2 separate regions of the Homo sapiens genome follow, and region 1 is linked to region 2. Evidence: chromatin contacts called from ENCODE Hi-C data. All regions are on one chromosome and are shown on one strand. The core of a region is the stretch at or near the end of the contact, and the rest is flanking DNA. Distances in the headings are between cores, read along the strand shown.

Region 1 (3,740 bases), core at 21-2,520, 270 kb after region 2:
TGTATTTGCTGAGCAACAGAATTACAATGACAATAACAAAACCCCCAAATAAAGCTGTTTCCATTTTTCATATTTACCGCAGGCCTTGTCCATATGTAGACATAATTTTTCCAGTGTTACTCATAGTGTCATATAATTTTATATTTTGCTTGATTCACTTAACATTATATTATAAACAAATGTTGAGTTTCTTTGTCGTATTCCTAACAGACATTTTGACTGGCTGCATACTATTCCATCAAGTGGATGTAATTTTATTTACTTAACCATTTCTCTATTATTAGGTATTTATGGTATTTACAATTGTTTTTAATAATACATTAAACTATCACAGAAATAAACATCTTCTGTAATCCCAGCACTTTGGGAGGCTGAGGTGGGCAGATCTTGAGGTCAGGAGTTCAAGACCAGCCTGGCCTACATGGTGAAACCCCATCTATACTAAAAATACAAAAATTAGCTGGGCGTGGTGGCACGTGCCTGTAATCCCAGCTACTCAGGAGGCTGAGGCAGGAGAATTGCTTGAACCCGGGAGATAGAGATTGCAGTGAGCTGAGATCTCACCATTGCACTCCAGCCTGGGTAACAAGAGCAAAACTTCGTCTAGAAAAGAAAAAAAAAAAGAAAATAAATAAACATCTTCAACATGGCACTTTTATAATTTTTTGTCTTGTTTTAAAATGATTATATTGAGTACAATTTTCATAGGTGGCAAAATGACCTAAAAACATTTCCAGGTACAAGTTTACAGGGCAACCAGCTTTCAAACAGAGATGTTTACCAGCTTTGTCAAGATATTCATCCCTTTTGGATTTTTGCTCATGTCAAGAGATGTTATTGCTAACTGCAATTGAACTAGAAAGGAGATCACAGGGCAATGGAAAACATGCTGGGCCAGGCATTTAAACACATATAGCAAACTCTCCCCTGCAGAACAGAGGTGTGGCACTCGTTATAGATATCCATTTAATGGATATGACAATTTGAACGTAGCTTTGGGAAAATCAAGAGAAGCCATTAGGGTCCATTCCTGAGGAAGCAGCCCGAATGTCTATATTTGGGAGGTCTGTGAAGCTCTCTAGAGTGTAACAATCACAGCACTCCTATGTTGTCCAGATAGAACACAAAGGAGGTCACAGGAGGCAATGCACAATGGGAAGGCACCCCAGAACTGAAAAGGGACTGGCAGGCCTAAGAAGGGAGTTTCAGGCTAGCAATTGGGGTAGCACCTCTCCTATGGGACCAGGCAAGAACAGGTAAAAACTGCAGCCATCCCTGATCCTCCAGCTGTACTGACTCCTTTGTACATCAACCCTTCAGTGCAGATCAGAAAAATGATTCCCTCCAAACCTGGTTAGGTTAGGAAGGAGCTGCTAATTTTTTTGCTGGCTTGTGATCTCAGTCCTTCTGGTCCTGTGAGAATTTGAGTGCAAATGGCTGAACTCTTATAAGTCTGGGGCTGGTTTTATAATTATAGCTCATCTTGTGTGTATCTTACCTTCCTCTTTCTCTTGCACCTGCTTCTTCCTCATTGTCTATTAATTTGCTTATGCTTCTCTAACCCTGCAAGATTAAAAAAATGACCTTACTTCTCTGTTTCTTTGCCTTTAGCTTCAAAAATGTCAACATTTAGATTTTTTTTTCTATTTGTGTTCCATGAGATACTGTGCAAAAATGAACAATTAAAATGCCTTCTGACAGAGTTGCCTAATTAGATAGTAGATAAAGTGTGCAAATTCTATTTCTCATAGCAGAGATCTCAGATGATCTTTTTCTTTCCTCTCTTCTCTCCCATGTCAGAAGGGTTTAATATATTGTTTTCTCTCTTCTCTTTCTGACCCTATAGTGGCTTTCTTCCAAGCAGAATAGCACCACATGAGTGCCTTGTTACAGTGGACAGGAACATGCATTATTTACAAACTCTATGCTGCTCCCACAAGCAGCAGTTCTCAAAAGAATTTACATTTATTTCAAACTATTTTGTGAATCAATAGAACATATTTCCTTCTGATCTTTTAGCAAATTTAGCTGAATGAAACATTTTAAAAATAGAGTGGTTTCCACCAGGGCCTGTCGGGGAGTGGGGGGCTAGGGGAGGGATAGCATTAGGAGAAATACCTAATGTAGATGACGGGTTGATGGGTGCAGCAAACCACCAAGGCAGGTGTATACCTATGTGACAAACCTGCTCATTCTGCACATGTATCCCAGAACTTAAAGTATAATAAAAAAATTAAAAAAAAATTAGAGTGGTTTCTTCACACCTATGCATAAAGATAGGAATTTTTTCAGAAAAATTTCAGCTTTGTCATTATTTAAAATTTGTTTCAAGTTGCCATTTCACTTTTGAAAATATTTACATTTTGAAAAATTGCAAAAATGGTAGAGTTTCTGTATACCCTTCACTCAGCTACTCTTCATGTTGATATCTTGAGTAACCATAGTACAATAAATCAAAACCGGAAAAATAACTTGGTACAATACTATAATACTGTCTTCTATGGTTTGGTTTGTCCCTGTCAAAGCTTAAAAATTGACCAAAATTGAAAGTTGATGCCCAATATGGCAGCATTGGAGGGTGGGGCCTAATGAGAGGTATTTGGGTCATGAGGGTAGATCCCTCAAGGATAGATTAATGGCCTACAACCTGGGTGAATGAGTTCTCACTCTTGCAGAAGTGAGTTAGTTCCTGAGAGTGCAGGTTGTAAAAACAGCCTGGCTTCCTCAGTTTTGCTCTCTTGCTTCCTCTCTCACTGTGTGGCCTCTGCACACATCCACTCTCCTTCTGCTTTCCACCTTGAGTGGAAGCAGCTTGAGGCACCTGCCCAGATGCAGCTGTTCAATCCTGGACTTTTCACCCACAAGAATCAAGTGTTGAATAAACCTCTTCTCTTTATAAATGACCCAGTCTTAGGTATTCTGTTATAGCAAAACAAGACAGATTAAGACACTGTTCCTATAGTACAATAATTGTATTGTATTGTAAAGTAACTAAACTACAGACCTTATTTGAATTTCAGCAGTTTTTCTACTTATGTTCTTTATCTATTCCAGGATCCCATCCAGGACCCCACATTGCTTTTACTTGTTGTGTCCCTTTGGTCTTCTCTGATCTTTAATGATTTCTTAGTCTTTCCTTGTCTTCATGACCTGACACTTTTGAAACGTATTGGTTGGTTATTTTGTAGAATGCCCTTCAGCTTGGGTTTATCTGATTTTCCCCCTTCCTGATTAGATTGAGGTTAGGCATTTTCGGCATGCATACCACAGAAGTTCTGGCCCTTTTTGTATCAGGAGGTGCATAACGTTAACATAGCCTATCACTGGTGATGTTGACTTTGGACCACTTGGTGAAGATGATGACCAACTACTATGTTTCTACAATAGTATTTTTATCTGTTTAATTAATAAACATCTTGGGGAGAAGGGAAGAACCCTGTTTAATTTCGTTTTTATTAATATTAAATTCTTTCCTTTGCCTGTTTTTCCTTTTCTTTTCTTCTTTTTTTTTTTTTTTTGAGATGGAGTCTCACTCTGTCTCCCAGGCTGAAATGCAGTGGCACGATCTCCACTCACTGCAAGCTCCGCCTTCCGGGTTCATGCCATTCTCCTGCCTCAGCCTCCCGAGTAGCTGGGACTACAGGCGTGTGCCACCATGCCTGGCTAATTTTTTGTATTTTTAGTAGAGACAGGGTTTCACCGTGTTAGCCAGGATGGTCTTGATCTCTTGACTTCATGAT
Region 2 (3,493 bases), core at 692-3,191:
GTCAGAGGTGGTCTTTCCTGGGGAAAACATGACTCAGCTTTTCTGACCTTGTGGTTCGCTTTTGACATGACTCCAGAGAAGGTGCTGGTAAAGCCATCGTTTCTCTGAGGATTTGAGTAGATACCACACCTCAGCTCCAAAAATTAGGTTCGCAACAATTTACAATAAGATATATACCCTAGGTGAACAAGCAAAGGACCAGGACTCCTTTATCGTGTTAGAAATGTCATAGTTCCTAAAATGTCTAAGCTGTATGGTTGGTCACCTGCCATTCATTGGCCAAGCATTGTGCTTAGATGAACCTGGGCATAGGAAAAGTTGAAGGAGACATCCAGGCCACTTTTGGTTTACATTACTGGAAACATTTTAAAGACAAAAAATCATGCAGATGTTTTTATAGCTATTATTTTATTTTAGCCTTAAAACACTCATGAGGAAAGTAATGTTAATAACAATAATGGTGACAACAGCTGACTTTTATCGAATAGTTACTATCAACCAGGTCCCACAATACTCTCAATGTGCTAAGTGCTTCACGTGCAATAGTCTATTCAATTCTCACAACAACCCAATGAAGTTTGAGTCCTACAGTGGGTTATTACTGCTCCATTTTCCTGTTGAAAAATAAAGAATCAGTGAGGTAAAGTGACAGGGGCAGCATCTGCGGTAGAATCCAGGTCTCCTGACTCTTCAGACTGATCTCATGTCCTAGTACCATCCAGGGTCAGAGACTGCAAGGGCAGGTGGAATAAGGTTAGGGTGCTGGGAACAATATGCTGGTGTGTACTCCAGCCTCTGTGGCCCTAAAACTGTCACAAGTGATGGTTTCCAACCAAGTCAATTGGGTGTCTGACTTTCATCCTGGGACCAGGAAAGTGGGGCTTCACGACTGCCTTGATGGTACTGGTTTGTTTTACAGTGTTTGCCAGTTTCTGTGGTGTAAATACTTACACTATGTCTGATTTCAAGCTAGCAACTGTTTAGCAATTGGGAGAGAAGGATAGAGGGAGAAGGGAAGAGAGAGAGGCATTTGCTTACATCATGTCTGATTTCAAGCTAGCAACCGTTTAGTGATTGGGAGAGAAGGATAGAGGGAGAAGGGAAAGGAGAGAGGCATATGTAACAACTGCATATTTAACAGTTGGCTTTCTGGCTCCTCCAGCCGACTGCTTGGGCCCAACACCCTAGCAATTAACCTTTTGCTACTCCTGGGCTCCAAGGAGGCCAGGCCGTGGGAACAGAGCACCAGAAGGATATTTCAAGGCAGTTTCTCCATTGCCTCAGCCTGGATGAGGCTGATAGTGTTTTACTTCTTCCTTTGCCTCCCTCAGGGAGAAAACAAAGAGTGGATCCCAGAAAGGCCAGGGCCTCTAATCTCTCAGTACAAGTCTTTGAAAGGAGAGGAAGGGAGCTGGGTCTACCGCAGAGAGCTGGCAAGGCTGGGTCTCTGGAGGCTGGGGCCAGGGGCTCCGCGTGTGGAGTATGGAGCAGAGCCGGTGGGCTGGGAGGAAACGACTGGCGGAAGGCCTCCTGGACCCTCTATCCTGTCTTCATAACTCCCACACAGATTAATGAGCCTCAGGATGCCCTTGGTTTTGGCCAGCCATGCTTGGGGCCTCCCCAAAATAGACAGGACGCCCAGTGCCTCTTGCTATTGTCCCAGCTATTGTCTTTATGAGCCTCCTGGGTTCAGGGATCACATCCTAACTCTTCCTGTTCGTGCTTAATCACCATCCGGATGGATGGACACTTGCAGACAGACTGGGGGCAATGCAGACTCAGGGAAGCCAGTACTGTGTGCGTGTGGAGAGATCTGGCCCCACCGTGTCCATGGCTGAAAAGGGAGAAATGGGGCCATGGTGGAGCTTTTGCAAAGACTCAGCGCTCCTTTCTTGGCTGAGGCTGGCTGAGGGGGCCACCAGGCTCAGAGCTGGTGCCCTGGGGTAGGGCAGTGTATGGGGCAGAGTCAGCCACTAGGGGGCAGGCCCCGACAGCAGGTGGGCCAGGCAAAACCCTGTCAATGCTCAAAAGGATGGTGGGAGGACTGACAGCCACAAAAACTGACCCGCTTGGGGTCTTGGGGCCCCCTCCAGGGTCTGGTCAGCTCCAGAGAGAACCAACACCCAGGGGAGTCTGGGAAGCAAGGACAGCAGTGATGGGAAGCTATCCGTAGATTCCCTGTATCATCCTAGTCTGGGGTGATGGAACTGTGATGAGCCGCATCTGCGTCTGGATGGGGATGGGCACGTGGCTTCCCCCTGCTGTGGAAGATGCAAGGAGCAGGAAGAACAGTGACAGAGAAGGACAGGCCTGGGGATAGGGTCAGGAGCTGGCAGCTGCAGCCCCAGCACAAAAGCCAGATGCAGGAACCCTGGCTTGGGGTATACAAGCCCCTGAAGGGGCCTTTTTGGTTTGTATCCTCCTGGGCCTGCCTGGCCAGGCCAGCTTCCTGTTAGCCTAGCAAAGCTGAGATTTGTCAGCTACTCCAAAGCAGTCCCTGCCCTTCCTGCTCTTGACTCTGCAGTATTTTGCCTTGGTTGATTCTGGCAGCTTGTGAGCCCTCTGAGCCTGCTGCCTGCCCCGGATGAAGCTGTCTGAGGTTCAGCTGAGCTGTCTGAAAGCCAGAGAAGCTTAGGATTTACCCTGAGGGAAAAAGACTGGGATGCACCCACTACTGGGAGGCCTGATAGACCCAGTGACCTATGGCAAACCATTTATTCTATTCAGCCATTCTCCCATCCATCCATCCCCTCCATCCATCTAGCCCCTCATCCATCCATCCTTCCATCAACTCACCCACCCAGCCACCCACCTACCCAGCTACTCATTTATCTACCCTGCCATGTATCCCTCCATCCTTTTCCATCCATCTGCCCATCCTTCCCCATTCATCCATTTATCAATCCATCTATTTTCCATCCATCCATTAATCTATTCTATCAGTATATGTCATTGAAACTTCCTCTGTGCCAGGCTCTCTTTTGGGTCCTGAGAATGCAGCAGTTCACATGACAGAAAAAGTTTCTGGATCATAAGAGCTAAATTTGAATGGCAATGTCCCAGTGACAAGCCAAATCACTCACTATGACATAAGGATGGAAATTGATGGCTCAGCTCTTAATCCATCGAGGCAGCAAACTCCCTACACCTCTTGCCCTGATACATACAGATATATTTACAATATGTATGAAGGCACCCCAAAATATGCATACCTGTGTATGCTCACATTGCATCCCCTTGGATAGCAACATGTCTTCAGGATAATTTGTGTACACATACCACCATACCCGAATGTATAACTATCTAAATACGTGCATGTGCATGGACATAAATTCACATATGCACACATGTACGTATAGGCACACAAGGCACTTACACATATTTGCACATATACATACATGTGCACATATACATACTTGTATATGTGCACCAGGAACACACAGGTGCACACACACACACACACACCTGTGCACAGCTACTCAGGCACATTGGC

Evidence for each region. Hi-C counts contacts between places; a loop is a spot of excess contacts on that map. Pooled maps may share reads with other maps.
Region 1: a pooled map shows a loop between it and region 2 (4-fold over the local background). The contact joins two enhancer-like sites. A Hi-C loop is called at or near these places in 4 of 37 single-sample maps with no recorded cell type and 4 of 50 pooled maps.

Annotation. Positions count from the first base shown.
Region 1 is chr20:39,537,006-39,540,745 of GRCh38, forward strand. No RefSeq gene overlaps it. Among named protein-coding and RNA genes, the nearest start is that of LINC01734, 310 kb to the left of the region's middle. Within about 2 kb of position 1,271, at least 2 of the 41 ENCODE cell types and tissues checked have a DNase peak (open chromatin) inside an H3K27ac peak, as active enhancers do.
Region 2 is chr20:39,267,155-39,270,647 of GRCh38, forward strand. No RefSeq gene overlaps it. Among named protein-coding and RNA genes, the nearest start is that of LINC01734, 44 kb to the left of the region's middle. RefSeq lists an enhancer at 2,226-2,726. Within about 2 kb of position 1,942, at least 5 of the 41 ENCODE cell types and tissues checked have a DNase peak (open chromatin) inside an H3K27ac peak, as active enhancers do.